Linked DNA regions of Mus musculus: region 1 is linked to region 2. Evidence: chromatin loops called from intact Hi-C (ENCODE). Cell type or tissue: left cerebral cortex. All regions are shown on one strand. Each heading gives the region's core, and the rest is flanking DNA. Links, peaks and the distances in the headings are about the cores only. Region 1 has its middle 50 kb from the start of Gm31258. Region 2 holds the start of Mir99ahg (Mir99a and Mirlet7c-1 host gene (non-protein coding)).

What was found. A loop is a pair of places that touch in the nucleus more often than their neighbours do. Peaks named below come from ENCODE experiments on the same cell type or tissue, not always from the same donor. Only the 100,000 strongest peaks of a DNase experiment are listed, where the experiment ranks them.
Region 1: a loop joins it to region 2, with 2.2 times the contacts of the local background. A loop is called at or near these places in 5 of 42 quality-filtered maps.

The regions. Positions count from the first base shown.
Region 1 is chr16:77,248,181-77,256,522 of GRCm38, reverse strand. No RefSeq gene overlaps it. Among named protein-coding and RNA genes, the nearest start is that of Gm31258, 50 kb to the left of the region's middle. In left cerebral cortex, for the core only: a CTCF peak has its summit at 4,009 (motif pointing left); a DNase peak (open chromatin) is centred at 3,989.
Region 2 is chr16:77,325,513-77,333,854 of GRCm38, reverse strand. Mir99ahg (Mir99a and Mirlet7c-1 host gene (non-protein coding)) reads right to left here and starts at 4,527. Exons shown (of 5, transcript NR_015543.3): 1 at 4,177-4,527. In left cerebral cortex, for the core only: CTCF peaks have their summits at 4,301 and 4,866; DNase peaks (open chromatin) are centred at 2,670, 4,335 and 4,537; H3K4me3 peaks cover 3,763 bases; H3K27ac peaks cover 3,356 bases.

The DNA.
Region 1 (8,342 bases), core at 179-8,178, 77 kb after region 2:
GTTAGGAGTACTCCCTGCTCTTTTTGAAGTACTGAGTTCAATTCCTAGCACCCACACAGCATCTCACATCTGTCTGATGCCATCTTCCAGTGTACAGATGTAAATGTAGAAAAGGTACCCATATACATAAAATAAATAAATTGAAAAATGTTATAAAACCAAAAATATTACCTGTATGATAGAATACCTTTATGATGCTTGTATATACTTTTATGTATTAGGACTCTTGGACTCCAGACAGTGGTAGCGTTTGAGAAGGTTCTGGAACCTTTAGAGGGAGCAGCTTTCCTAGAGAGGCAGTCATTGATGGTTTGTAACCCCAACCCACTAGCTGCTCCTTTTTTCCTTCTTGTAGGTAGATGAAAATGTCATCTGCCAGTTTCCTTCTCTTTCACATGCCATATTTCTGATTATATTTTATTGGTCAGAACTAGCCATGTGGTGCTACATAACTAATCACCTAATTGATCAATGGGCAATTTGTTTGTTTTAATCATGGGAGAAAGCTGAATTTCCTAATCAGAAGTAATGCTCCTTTCCAGAAAGATACAGAAGATTTAAAACACTGTGACATAGAAATTTCTGAGAGATTGCAATGTCCATCACCCTCAAACCAGCAAGTTAATAACTAAATACAATAATCAAATAAGTCCTAGACAAAATTCTTAATACAAACTCCTCATGGACCCATACTGATATTGTTCTAAATGAAATATTTTTTTATAGTTCTGTCTCTCTTATGTTTGACTTAGAAATGGGCAAAAGGGATATGTTATCTAATATACAATATATATTGAGGAATGACATCATCAAACTCTTCTTTACATTAAGCATTTCATACACTAATTTGACTTGTATCTATTTTAAACTAGTTCCAGAGGTATAAAAAGACATTGCAGTATGATTCACTATATAACCTGAATTTGATTAAGATGTTATGGGACTAATCTGGGGTAAATGTATTCAATGTTCTAAAGATAGGATCACTTGAGAGAGATGGAAAGGTAATGTGTCAAACATTTAGTAGTCGCTCTGTTTTTATAATGAGTGATAATTAAAAGCTAGGGGAGAAAGTCAATGAAATGATTCCTAATGATATTCTGTTATTCTTGTAGACAGAAGCCTGGAATAATCACCATCACAGAGTTTTCATCCAGCAACTGATAAGAGCAGATGCAGAGTCACACAGCACACATTAGGTAGAGCTCAGAATTTCTGCAGAATAAGGGGAGGGAGGGTTGTAGGAACCAGAGGGCTCAAGGACACCACAAGAGCAAGACTTGCAGAATCAACTAACTAGGGCTCATAGGGGCTCAGAGAGACTGGGCTGACAATCAGGGAGACGGTATGAGTCTGACCTAGGTCCTCTGCATAAATGTTACAGTTGTGTTGCTTGGAGTTTTTGTGGCAGTACTTAACAATGGGAGCAGGGGCTGTCTTTATCTCTTTGACCTGATTTTGGGACTCTTTCCATCCTAATGAGTTGCCTCATCCAGCCTTAGTGTGTGGTTATAGCAAGTTTTATTGTAACTTGTTCTGCCATGTTTGTTTCATTCCTCTGGGAAGCCTGTTCTTTTCTTAAGAGAAATAAAGGAGTAGATTTGGAGGAGAAAAAGGTGGGGGGAAGGACTTGGAGGAGAGAAAAGGGATGTAATGAGAGAAGAAAGGAAAATAAAGGAAGGAAGGAAGGAAGGAAGGAAGGAAGGAAGGAAGGAAGGAACAAATGAACGAACAAATGAAGGGAGAAAAGAAGAAAGAACAAAGAATGGAAAAACACCTTGAGTGAGTGAGATAAGCTAGACCCAGAAAGACAAATGTGATTGGTATCTTGCCTAGTCTTCCTCAGAGAGGAGTCACACAGCAACCAATGTGAGCAAATGCAGAGACTTGAAGCCAAACACTAGGCAGAGGAAGGGAACCCCATAGAAGAGGGGTTGGGGGTGGATTGTAGGAGTCAGAGAGGTTGAGGATACCATGAGAACAAGGCCCACAGAATCAACAAAGCAGGGTTCATAAGGGCTCACAGATACTGAAGTGACAAACACTGGTCCGGTAAGCAGCTGAGCTAGGTCTTCTGCTTATACCTTATGGTTGTATAGCTTGGTGTTTTTGTGGGACTTGCAGCAGTAGTTCGAGCTGTCTTTGACTCTTTTACCTGCACTTAGGACCCATTTCATTCTACTGGGTAGCCACAACCAGCCGTGAGATGAGGGGAGATGCCTAGTCTTATTCATCTTGTTAAGCCATGTTTGCTGGATATTCTGCTGGGAGACCTGCTTTTATTTTCCTATAGCATATGACCTTTTCTCTATAGTATCCACCAGCTTGAAGAAGACAAGAGAAGAGTCAAAGAGTATGGCCTCTGTAAGAGGAGCTCAAACTAACTTAATTTGTCCTTTTCTCCTGAGGTATGTCCCAGAACTTAATGGCCCAGGGTTGCAGAGGAAGGGTCCAGGAAGCCTCAACTGGATATCTCAAATGAGGACAGGAGTTCGCTACCTCCCCTGCTCCAATCTGGCACCGTAAAGACAGCGGCCCAACCATCAACCCTAGTAAAACATTATTATCCTGACAGTCAGGCTTCACTCCTTGTTTGACCTTATAAGGACCTCTACCCACACCCTACAGCCCCTGGATATAGAGATGAAGCATCTTTCTACTTCTCTGTCCTGGCTAAATGATGCATAGCACACAAACCTTGTCCCAGAGACCCTGGCCACCTCCCCAGGGTCATAAATACTCCTTTCTTCCCCTCAATAAGAGGACCTGTTGTCTGAAGCTGCTCTGTGCGTGTGTGTACTCATCACCAAGATCCTGTACTGCACCTACCTGTGCTAGGCTAAGCTTCCCTCTCTTCAGTCAAGCTTGGTCTACAACAAGTCTGGCTACCCTCTGAGGGGGAAGTGGACACAGACACAGGGCAGCTCTGAGGTATATATAGTAAACAATGCTTGATAATGAGAAATGGGGCAGCTTTTGAGGGGATCGTGTTAGGATGAAACTACCAGCCTCTTTGCATCCTGGGAGGTTGCTAAATCCCCCCCCACACACACACACACACAAAAAGTGTACTATCTTTCCATGCTCCGTTGTATCTTAAAACTTATGAACACTGGGTAGCTTTCTATGATGATTCAAGTCAAACTGTTATGTTTGTTGGATTCCTAACTGGGAGATTGCCTTAATCAGATTATCCAGTGGGAATGTCTATAGGACACTCTTGGTTGATGACTTATATAGGAGGGCTCACCACTTATACAAGAGATAATACCACTGCTAGGCAGCAGGTCCTTGACTATATAAGAAAGCTAACAGAGCTGAAGCAAGAGAGCAAGCTAACCATTAAGCAGGGTCCCCAAGGGGTTCCCGCATCTGCTAAGGCTCCAGTTCACCAACTTCCCTGTGATGGAACTGTAACCCAAACGCTTCTTTCCCTCCCGTGAGTTGCTTTCAGTCCTGGTGTTCATCACTGTAAAGAGAAAAGCAGATTGGTACAGGAGCCATCCTGTGAACACTCATCCCTTCATCTGAAACCATCTCCTCCCTACAATAAAATCCAATACCCACAAACCTGTAATGACTGTAAACTGTTGTCACCACTTGAAATTCAGTGACATAGAAGAAAAGTGAATGTTATAGACTCAAGAAGATGAATAACCAGCTTTGACAGTGGACTAAAAAACTGGCTTTCCATGAAACTGGAATATTCAAGAGTATAATAGAGATAAGTTTAGATTCTCCTGTAGATATATTGATTAGAGCACTGTAATTTTTAAAGAAATTGTCATAATCATAGCAAGCAATAGTTTACAAGGCACTATAAAACTGAACTCACCTATAACAGTTTCATGGTGTCTTAAAAACAGGACATCAAATAAAAATAAATTGAAGTTTCATATAGGAGCACCGGATTCCTTAGACGTGTTTGTGAACAGCCCGCTTATGTGGTTAAATACAAGACAGAAGACAAAAACAAAGCTGTTACAGGAAGACTTGATCTACTGCCATCTAGTGGAAATTTAATTTTTACTTATTTTATTGACTACCAAAAACAAATCTAATTTCCAAATGCTACAGCTTGTAAATAAAACTGTGTCAGTTTCTTTCATTCTGTAGAGAGAGGTTACACTGTAGCCATAGTACCCCTGACACTACTCTGAAGTCCTAAATTGAATACAATCAAGGAAGTTACACTTTCCAGTGTTTTATAGTTTGACTTATGAACTTATTTATTTTAATGGCCTTGCTTATAACAAAAGAAAAGGATGCTGGAAGATCTCCCCTCAGCTACATTCATCATCTTGAGAATGGAAGCAATAAACATGTTGATTTACCAATGTTGCATGAATAGCTGGTGCCTCAGCCACAACAGGACATACCCTCTTCTCGTAATCATTCTCTTTGAAATACTGTAGAGGCAACAGGCTTTACGTCCAGTTTTCCTTGATCAGAGCGCAGCGTTGACTTCTCTTTAAAGTGGGGTTAGGACTTTGGCTTTATTTAAAATCACTTGATCCTGCTATCTTTTTCCCTTATAGTATTTGAAACCTCGGTTGGAACAGAATTGAAAATAAATCAGGAGAAGTGGGCCTGGGGCTTTAAATTGTAAACCTATGATGAACGATATATTTTCAGCCTTGAGCCCCTCAAAAGTCATGGTGGAACGGGAGCTTGTGCATGGTACTCCCCGCCCCACTTCTATAGACTTAGTATTAGAAGCAAAGGAGACAGTTCCATGTACTTAGAAGAGCTGTTGTTTATGATTTCTAAAACATACTATCACTTTGAGTGGCAGGTAAGGAAGTATACTATTGTCCCGAGTGAGTGTTTGACCCAAGAAACTATGTATTTCCCTAGCTGTACTAACTTCCTGTTCAGCAATAGGATGAGTAAGCAAACCAGGAAGCAACTCAGAGGGGCCAGTCACAGTTGTTTGGTTTTTCTGGCTTAGCCTTTGAAGAATGGAAGCTGGTCATCTTTAAGAGCTAGAAGGAAAGAGCAGATTTAAGGGAGCGACGATGACACAAGAGGAAGGAGACTCATTAACTGAGCAAGTTTCTTGATTGATGGAAGATACAGTCTTGAATCCTAAGAGGAGTTAGCACTTCCACAGGAGCAGGCAGTGGGTGTCCACATCAAAGACAGCACTTGTTGGACAAATTTCATGTGGATTTTACATGAAAAGAAAATATATTTATTGAATTTTAATGAGATCTTCATATTCGATCTCTATTAAGTTTGTGTGTTATAAATTTGTAATTTAAACATCAACGTTTTAAAGTAACTATCTTATAAATTCATTATTTTAATCCATGGGTGTGTTCCTCATATGAATCTCTACAGTATTATTGCTTCTAGGCTTAGCATGAAGATATACAAGTGATAATAGAATGAAGTTTAATAGTTTTTAAAAGATGTATAAATTTTAAAACATTCTGTTTAGCCCAAATAATTTAGAGTATAAAACGATGTATTTTCATTTTTTCACATTTTATTTTCAAATTTATGCTACAGAAGAATGTTACTTTTATGGCCAGCACTCTTTCTAAAATTGCAATTTAACAAAATATGGTTCTTTTTCTGAGTCAACCACAAATTGCTTAGTGAACTAGGACAAACCAAAGATCAGTTCTTTCCCACACTTCCCTGAGCACGTTTGAAAAAATGTGGAATTAAGCCATTATTTTCTATCTGTGTCAAACTCTGAATGGTTCTGAGTTTATGATAACATTGTTCTCCTCTTAAATAAGCATGAATTAGTATATAAATTGCTTATTATTCCCTTTATACTCATGAGTCATTAAAATTTTAAGATATTCAGAGGCTTTATGGAGATCTAAATAACAGAAGAGTATGCTACCACAGCAGATAAATAATACTAAAAGATCCAGGATGCATTTTAAAGGATGAATTATGAATCTTGGTATAAGTGACAATAACCTAGTCTCGATTCAATAAATGACAAATAAGTTTTCTATTCACACAGAAAATTTAGATAAACAGAAGAAAATATAACAACTACCAGGAAAAAAAATGGTTTCCTAAGATCCTTATTTACTAAAGGAAATATGAAATCAGGGACAACTTGCATAGTCACTACAGAGAGACTCAACATGCAAGTAAGACAATGAATGGCAGAAAGGAGAATGTACGCAGTAGGAGTCCATAGTACAAGTTAATCTACTCTATGAATCAGATTTATTGTTTTTCATCCACAGTCCAGGGGCTGGTGCAAATTAGAGCACGCTAGTTATTAAAGGCACCTATTCTTTGCTCACACATGTAATAAGACAGCAGAATCTTATCAGTAAAATGTAATGCTTTATCCTTCCCTCATTGTTACCCATGGTTTACCTTCCTTCAATTCTAATTACTCATGATCCATGTCAGTCCAAAGGCGTGACCCAAAAGCAAGCATGATAACCCATATATGAAATTTCACCACTAAGTAAGAAGACAATGAGATCAAGGCCAGATTGCAGTGAATCGTGAAATAGCAATGGGTCTCAAAAGTATTTATATAAAAGCTCAAGATATAAATAATCTGTAATTTTTAAAATGTTCAATATTGGTAGCAAGATGCAATATTATAGCACCCACTACACCCTCCTATTATCTGAATTATTATTTTTTCATATTTGCTAAAATTCAGGTTGTATACATCTCTTGAGCACTATTCACTTGCTAGCCATTTTGACTACCATGTGGAATGGTGTGGGATCTCAATGTTTCTGCGCAATGACTGCAAACCATACAACTAGTAATGTGTGTGGAAATGTTCATAAAGTATATTGTTATAATAACCTATGATCTTATAGCCTATTAGCTATAATACTAGTTGTTAATATTTTAATATGTGTATTTTATGCATTAAACTTTAGGTATACATACGAGGAAAGTATAGCTGCTTTAGTTATTTGTCTTGTTGTTATGATAAACCCAAGAGAAACAACTTAAGAGTTTGGCTCACGGTTTCAACACAATAGTCCATCATGGAATGACAGAGCAGTTCACTAAGGTGCAAGTAAGCACAGGCTAATTCTCAGATCATAGATTCACCAGAGAGAGAGAGAGAGAGAGAGAGAGAGAGAGAGAGAGAGAGAGAGAGAGAGAGAGAGAGAGAGAGAGCAAAAGAGAGAGAGAGAGAAAGAGAAGAACGGAGGAGCCAGAAGTAGGATAAGACCACGAAACTCACATGTCTACCTTTATGGACTCCACCACCTATTACCCATAACCCTCCAAACAGTACCATCACATGGAAGATGATGTATTCAGAGACACAAGCCAGTAAGAACATTTCCCATTTTAACTATCACACTCCAACCCTGGCTCCCACAGACTCTCAATGCAAAATATTATCACTGCTGTTTCAAGATTCACTGCAATCTTAACAATGTCACAATGTTCACGTGTCCAAAGTTTCTACAGAGACTCAAGACAAACTCATTTCTGTGTGAATGCAGCCCTACAATACAAGAAACAATTTTCTTCTTTCGAATTCTCACCACAGAGTAAATATTCCCTATCCAAAAGAGAGGCACATGAGGAAAGCAAAGAAATAGTAGACATAAATCAAGTTGAAATCCAGCAGAGGAAACCAAGTAATCCATGTTCCACATACAGGTGGTCCAAAACTGGAGCTGGGGAAATGAGTTGTGCTCCAGTAAACTTATGGAGTCCTGCACCTAAAGTGCTGCCACTTTTAGTACACAAGTGTGGTATTCTTCAACACCAAGCTTTCTTCAACAAATGATCCATATTCCTTAAGTCTCCAACATCCTAGCATCTCCAGTGGAACTTAGGGCTTTACCTTCTTGAGTTTAGATACAGCAATCTCAGACAGTCCCATGTAGGCAATCTGTTTCTGCATATTACATGTCTTCCAGGCTTTTCTATAGAACCTTGCCACAAACTTCTGCACTTATGTGATGTCTTAACTGTTGGCATCTGCATTCCCAAAATATGAGCACCATGTGGATCATCTCAATTCCTGTTGTCAATCCAAGGTATATACTGGTCCACTTTGACCCAAATTATAATCACCTCCTGGTGTTTGTGTGTTCAGAGTTGGTAAAATATTTCTACAGACAACCCTGTTTGAATGTAGATTCCTGTGGTCACATTTTCTTTTGAAAGGAATGTCATACAAATGGATCTTTCAATTAATAACATGGAACCTTTGATAAGTAGGATTCCCCCTCAAGGTAATATCCTATTATTTTAATGCTAAGTCAATTGATTCTCTTGGTTGAAGCAAACCAATAATAGATACAGCTGCCTTGGCCATACCTGAATTCTCCACAAGCTAAAAGTACTCACATACTCTTTCTTCCAAACTGGCA
Region 2 (8,342 bases), core at 306-8,305:
AGAATGAGCCCTACCTTGCAGCCAGAACTTGTGTCAAAATGGTCATTAGCTACATCTAGGGTATGCTCATAACCCAAGATGGTGGGCTGGGACAGAACTTAGAAGCTAGCCATAATGCCTTATGGCTGTATAAAGGTCTACCGACACTGAGACATGTAACAATCTCTCTCATTTAACTTGATCCAACAAACCAAAACTCCCAAAATATAAGAGAATAATATTGAAAGGTTAGGGGCTGGGGAAGGGGCTCCTTAGTAAAACGCTTGTGAAAAACTTGACAATATCAGTTTGTATCCACAGCACTCAAATATAAAGTTGGGTACAGTGGCTTGTGAATGTAGTCTTAGCACTGGTGGAGGATTCTGGGGTTTGACTGCCCAAGACTCTAGATGGTTAGAAATCTCTAAGTTTATTAAGAGACTCTCTCAGAATATGTGGTAGGAAATAATACAGAGAGACACCCAATATTGTCCTCTAGCCTGCATGCACACACACGTAATCGCTTAAGTTACTTTAAAGGTTGTGAAATAGCAAAGCTACTTCATAATGACTTCAAATTAAGCATAATAGGACCCATAAAGAGACAGTATAATAGACAACAAATGTAAAGGCAGAATTAATAATGAAATAAACATTTCTCTTAGAAAAGAATCTATTTGAATCCTCCCTCGATAGAGATGTAAGTAAAACACACTTTATGAATTTTATATAGTGGACATAGTCAAAAAGGAATTAGAAAATGGGTCGGTATCTCTTAGTAATCTACTGGCACAAATCTTAGCAACCTGTGCAGCACAAATAGATATATAAAAGAAGATGGAAGAGACGTTCAGAATAATATATTATTAGAAAGTTTCATAAGGAGTTGAATGCTAATAGTAGGAGAAAGAAGAAAAGCCCTGAATTTTCTATTTCTTACAAAAGCCAATAATCTCACAGCTGAAGTAGCTATGAAGGTGAAGATCCAACAAACCAAAAATCCCAAAATATAAGAGAATAATATCGAAAGGTTAGGGGCTGGGGAAGGGGCTCTTTAGTAAAACGCTTGTGAAAAACTTGACAATATCAGTTTGTATCCACAGCACTCAAATATAAAGTTGGGTACAGTGGCTTGTGAATGTAGTCTTAGCACTGTTGGAGGTGTTCCTGCTCATCTTTCAGGTAAAGAAAAACAATAGGTACCACTGCTTTCAGGGAAAGGCCTTTGGGAATCCATAGTGTGGATGGGATAAATCTCCTTCCAAATAAATTCCAAAGACCAACTGAAATACAGATGCAGCGATGTGGTCCCATCCTGACCAGTGCAGATGCAGGCTCACTGCTACAGATGTCTACTGCTACAGGGGTCAAGAAGGAACCTGAGATGTAATGAGCATGAGATGTAAGCAGATCACAGAGGTGGATAACAACAGAGCACGTGCAGTTCACTCTGGAACCCTCTATGTGAACTCAAAGGTTCAAAGTTCAAATGAAAAGAAAAAAAGCGCACCCTGCTTTGCTGTACAGAAGGACAGTTAATCACCAACATGGGGGAAAAATGCGCCTGGCAAGTGATTCGTGAGAGCGTCTACAAGTTCCCTGTATCACCCTTTCCCTTTGTGAAGCTCAATTTCACCTTGTTTCATTTAGCAGTGTCAGAAGACATTTTATTTTCATTTTTCTGTATATATTTGTTGGATTCTTGTACAATTCTCTTCTGTCCAAGAATAAAATGAATTATGGCATCCGGAGAAGGGAGGAGCTGGCTGTAAGATGTTAAAAAGCATGTACATAAAACATGAATATATGCTTGTAGAGAATACGCATGCATGCACTCTTCATATAAATAAGAAATATGGCTGTAACATATTAGCTGTTAACATATAACCGTTTCCTCTTAGCTGGAGGAAAAAAAACTGAGCTCAAGGGAAGATTAGCACTTTCTTTTTAAAAAGATATGCACCTTCTTAAATACATAGAATTAAAATACTAGAGTTGATTTTAATTTTTAAAAGTTCTCTACAGTCCACTAGTAAGTAAGTATGACCAGCTATGATAACAGATCAACATTTAAGTTTAAACATTTAAATGCTATGCAGCACTTTCTATCTTTTGTTCCTTGCAATTCACCCACTTCCAGAGGGAACCACATTCTTTTGGAGGCCCTCTCTCTACCATGCTGACTTTCTGAGCTGTGCTTGAAAAAAATAGTAATAATGAAGTTGCCTTTTGTACTTCTAGTTTTTTAATTGGTTTGGAGGAAATAATAAGGAATGCATTTTTTTCCTCAATCATAATCTTCAGAAGGTCCATCTTTTTCATAAATCCTTAGCTACACCTTTGCTTTATTTATCAGGAGACGTACAAGGCTTTCAAAACAATACACACATTTTCTTGCTATTCACATCAACTTAACAAAAGGCCTTATGAAATATATTCCGGGTGCTTTGTGGGGAAAGAACACAATTTTTCAAAACATGTAAATGAAAAAAAAAAATCATTGGTTTTCTCTCTTAAAAGGAAAATCCCTTTCTGGCAGCAGGAACAAGCAGGAACTGTGTGGCCACAAGGACAAAGAGTGAACGTAACAGGTGGCAAGGACATAATGAACTTCGTTCTCTCAGGAAAGAATGCGGCTGCCATATTTTGCTTTGATAAGGCAGCTCAGGTCACATGACAGGACGAACTTGTCTTTCCTGTGCATAATCTCCGTTCAAAATGCAAACCTAGGGCTCAGGGCTGCCAGCGGTTAACAGGTTTCCATAAAGTTTGCAAAGGCAGCTAAGAAATGCTACAAAATTACCTCGGAAATGGAATCACATTCCGACACCCTTAAAGTCCCCTTCCCTTTCACTACAAATCTGCAGCTTCTCACTGGCTGCCTTTTGTTTGGTTTTTTGTTTGGTTTATTAATTTACTTTAACAAACAGAAGATTCCAGATAAAAGGAGTCTGTCCCCCATGTAAGTTCTGTGCTTTAAACAAGTAGACAAAACTGAATTGTCTCTCTGCTTTGGAAAATGTTTAAACGATGCTGAAGTAGACCTAAAACTTCATCAAATCAACAAATGGACCATAAAGATCCTCCATATTTTTTGATAACATCAATTGCAAATATTATGGTAGCAAAAACTGATTTTTCTAATGAGGTGAACATCAGAAAGTATATTTTAGCACTTACTATAAATGTGATTATGAACATGAGAGGTTGGAATAAGAAAAATAGGTCGCCTCGGCTCACATTCCTGGACATGCTGGCAAGCTAAGATTTTCTTTGAACAACAACAAAACATAGTTAAAACAGGACTTAGTTACGTTTAAACAAGGAATTATTCTCAACTTATACTGTAAGGTTTTTCGTTGAGCTTGGTTGGTTTTATTTTAGAAAACATGACCTTACTAACTTCTAAGGTATTTGCACTGAAACAAACAAACAAACAAACAAACAAAAACTGCTCTGCATTACTGCAACATGATTCTTCAAAAAGAAATGTGTGCAAAGTCGATAGCACACAACGTGAGCAAACAGGATCAGCAGGAACAAAAGAAGTTTGCACGCTGTTGCTCAAGGACTTTTAAAGAATCCTTCCCAGGGATAAGACACATAAACCACTGGGAAGGGACTTGGGAAATCAAAGCACACTTAGTTTTCAATGCATGAAGATGTACTTTCTTAACTATTTTATATTAAAAATAAGAGGGAGCAACAGCAATTCTCACTGGCTGGCTGGCTGGCTGCTAAACACGGGCCCTGACCCTTCTCCTGGCCAGGAATGCAAAGCTCTTTCCATAGGACTTATTCCTGAGATAAGGCACCAAATCATGAAGCCAGCGCCCAGTGACACAGAAGTTGGACTAAATGCAATGTTTACACATATCCTGACTCCCCCTTCTTCCTCATCCCAGCCACATTTGATTTGCCTAAATCAATATTGACTCTGGTTGCAGAAAAGCAGGACTTAAACAAAAGAAAATCTGGAAGAGAAAGAACAGACTGGACGCTACGAGTTTTTTTTTTTTCTCTCAGATTGCAAGTATCACGTGAAATGAAGCAGAGACAAAGCCACAGAGCTTCGGAATTTCTAAGTATTCTTGATGGCTTGTTTCTCCCCCCACCCCCCAAAAAGCAGAGCAGATTTCTTAACTTGTATTACAACCCAGAAAGAATATTTGAGCAACATCTTAAATCTGCACTCACCATGTGAAAGCAACAGTTGCGTGGAGTAAAAGTGTGTTATTTCTCCTGCCCCTGTTCCATTTCAGTTCTGACTATAGTTGTCCAACAACCAAAAGGCCGGAGCTGCCACCCAGAGGCCCCGTCCACGATCTGGTTCATTTGCCTGTCAGCCCGAGAGCTGGCTTCTGCCGGCTGCAGCTGTGCACTTTGCTGAAGTTCTAATATAAATCTCCATATGGTTCCCACCGCCTCACATAGGTGATCTGGCCTCTCGGTTCAATGAACGCGCAGCTGAACTCTTTTCCAGGTGAGTCTGTGAGAGCTAGCTTTGAAGTCGTCCACTCTCAAGTTCAGGAGTTCTTGGTGAGGAGTGGGTGGAGAGAAGCAGCCTTGCTCCGGGGAACTCAGGCTGCAGTCAGAATGCGAAAACTTCCTCTGTTTTCCTGCCTTGCGTGGCTGAGCGCTAGTGCCTCTTTTCACAGAACTTCGGAATGTACAGGCAGGACGCAAAAGGGGCCCTGCCAGACAAGCCTTTCTCAATCAATTAGCTTGCAGCCATTACTTGTGACCCGAGGTCACACAGCATAAGTGTGTGGGGTGTGCCTTCAGGGGTCCCAAGGCTACTTATTACAGCTTAGATAACCTAAGCCGAGCAGACACTGCATTCTAGAAATATTTTTTAATAGTAAATGTGCTAAAGATGTAAAGTAAACCGAAGGTAACCCCCTAGTGTTCTTTCTGAGTAGGTATTGCTTGACTCAGTGAATTTAAAACAATACTTTTTCACATTAAATCAAACAGCGTTCAGGACAGAATAGTAACATGTTTTCTTTATATTATGTGCCTGCAGATGTGGAAATGACAAAAGAGCTCATGTAGACACTCACATGATTACCAGCATACATATCCCTTGTATCACATGGCTAAGCATAGGCAGTAGTATGGTTTTCCTTGAGACTTTTAAAGAATTTTAATGTAAAATTAATTTTAATTAATTAATTTTGATGCAACTATCGACAAAGTTCTCCGTAGCTAAGGAACTGACCTCACTTTGAGGATACAGCCTAGCCTGCTAACCCCGGGTGAGATTCCATGCAAAATTAACTTCACGAATTCTCTTATTTTCAGAACTATATTAGTTACAATTTCCTCCAGTTCCGAAAAAGCGCTTCTTCATTTTAGTACATTTTTAACTGGGAATTCATAAGAAAAGCTATGACGTGCTAAGAAAAAAAAATGTAATATTGCAAAACTCTATCTGCGTTTTATGCATTACATCTTCGTAGTCTTCAAAAACACTTTACAAGGATAGGTATCATTATCAAATTTGTGACAAGGAAGTATCAAGTAATTGTACTTCAAAGCAAACCCTTTCTTTGAATGATCCAACCAAATTAAAATGCTCATGTTTCTACAGTGATTAGATTAGACACCCTCCCTCTCCCAGTAGCTGTCACTCAGAGATAGAGATAGATGCCCAACACTCCATCCTTCACCCTATTTACTAAGTAACTGCACAGGCATGCGAGGCCTGCCTGGGAAATTCCTTTAGATGCTGATCTTTCATCTGCCTCGACCATCTTCGAATTAGCAAAACTGAATTAGCTTTAATCAGCTGTTATCTGATATAAAACAAAACATAGACAAATTAAAATGAACAAATTATAAGATTAGCAGCTAAATAATGCTTTCTAATAGGTAGAGCAGACTTTTTGAAAGTACAGAAACAGAGAATATAAGTGGTAAAGTTAGCTCTGGGTGAGACTGAGTGCAGAAACTGGGGTTTCCACTTTCTCAAATGTGAAATATGCGTCATTGATTGGTCTGTATATCGCCTCTGAATAAGTTTTAGAAAACAAAAAATAAATAAATAAATAAAACATGTTTGAGATCTTTCTGTGACTCCCTCATGCCTGTTTTGTATACTGAAAGTGAGCATCACTAAAAAATAGACATTGAAAAATAGACATGGGAAAATGACCAACCTAGTTAGCGACTAACCTAGTTAGTGCTTGAAGGTTCCCAAGGCCACCGAGGTTGCTACACTTCATCACTACCCCAATACCCCGTGTTGTACATTCAGAGTTTTCTCAATCGCTTTATTCAAGATGAACAGCTAATTTAAGAGTCAACAAGGGCACCCAGCCTTATATTTTAGATGTCTACAGTCATCTACTTTCAAGATTTAGCCCCTATTGTAATGGAACATCAGTGTACATGAAATAAGGATTTCTTTCTAGCAAGTTCAGAAAGGTCACTAATAACCATGCACAGCATAAAACATACAACAGAAGTTGAACAGGCCTTGATGATTTCCCTGGCTATAAAGTAGTTTTTATGGCCAGTTTGTAGGTTTTTATGTGGCCATAGACCTTTCTGAATTACACACAGGTTATGAAAATAGTCCCCTCTGCTGAAGTCTGCTATTACTCGGCAATGATTACTACCCAGACACTATTAGAGAGAGTTTGTCATTTTGATTCACGTCAAGTCCCATCTTTACTTTGTAGAGGAAACGTTCGCTCCTCTAGATGTTTTCTGATGACTTGATCCAATGTAGCAGATCATGGGCTGCTCAATTCATTTAATTTGAAAATTATCTCCCCTGCCTAAATCATTTCACAGTGTATTTTGAGGTGCTAACTTAGAATACAGGATACAATTCACAAAGCTCAAGAAACTCAAGAAGGAGAAAGATCAAAGTGTGGATACTTCGGTCCTTCTTAGAAGGGGAAACAAAATACCCATGGAAGGAGTTACAGAGACAAAGTGTGGAGCAGAGACTGAAGGAAAGGCCATCCAGAGACTGTCCCACCTGGGAATCCATCCCATACACAGACACCAAACCAAGACCCTTGGATGCCAACAAGAGCTTGCTGACAGGAGCCTGATATAGCTGTCTCCTAAGAGACTCTGCCAATGCCTGACAAATACAGAAGTGGATGCTCACAGACATCCACTGGACAGAGCTCAGGGTCCTTCCTAATGAAGGAGCTAGAGAAAGTACCCAAGGAGCTGAAGGGGTTTGTAGCCCTTAGGAGGAACAACAATATGAACTAACCAGTACCCCCAGAGCTCCCAGGGACTAAACCATCAACTAAAGAGTACACATGGAGGGACACATGGCTCCAGCTGCATATGTATCAGAGGATGATCTAGTTGGTCATCAGTGGGAGGAGAGGCCCTTGGTCCTGTGAAAGCTTGATGCCCCAGTGTAGGGGAATGCCAAGGCCAGGAAGCAGAAGTGGGTGGGTTGGTGGGGGGTGGGGAGTAGGGGGTTTTCAGAGGGAAAACCAGGAAAGAGGACAACATTTGAAATGTAAAAAATAAAATATCTAATAAAAATTTTTTTAAATTATCTAAATTGCCTAAATCATTTAACAGTGCAAAAATTGCTATATGTATTTAAAGGTGCTAACTTAGAACACATTTTTAAAAATTAAAAATTCATTCCAATTATCGATTTAAACTCTTAAGTTTCAATATGCTAATATTAAATTATGCAGGTATAATTAAAAGGAATTATATAACAAGATATTAATCATAAAGTTACATGTTAATATTTTTATATCAATTACAGTATGTATCTATACATACTGTCCTTCACAATATGCAATGTTTGGAAGAAGGTCACTTTTTCATGGAAGAAAAAGAAATCCATAGAATAAATTTCTAGGAGCTGAGGGTGTAGCTCCATAGTGGAAAGCTTATTTGATATAAACAAAGCTCTTGGTTTGATTCTAGCCTACAAAAATCAGAAATTTCCCACTTTTCATGACAATTTATGAGCAGTCCAGAATCATTAGTCAAACTCAGACAACATTTGGTTAAAATATCTATAGAAAAAAATAGAGCAGGCAAAAATCCCAAATGCAAAGATGAATTTAATATTCTCATTGTTAGTCTTAGTTTTTAAATTTTATTTGTTTCTGCAGTACTGGGGATCAAACCCATAACATTGGTTCTTTACCAGTGAGCTATATACTAGCCTCTGCCACTCATGTGAAATTGATAATAAATTGATAATGTTACACTATGAAAACCAGTGGGGTATCTAGCCTATGAATCCAAATTCAAGAAAGCTGTTGTACATTTCTTGATAAATGTCAATAGTGTCATATATTAAGGAGCTTCAGTTCTTTGTACTGCGAAACAAAGTTGGGTTCACAGGATGCGTACATGAGGGA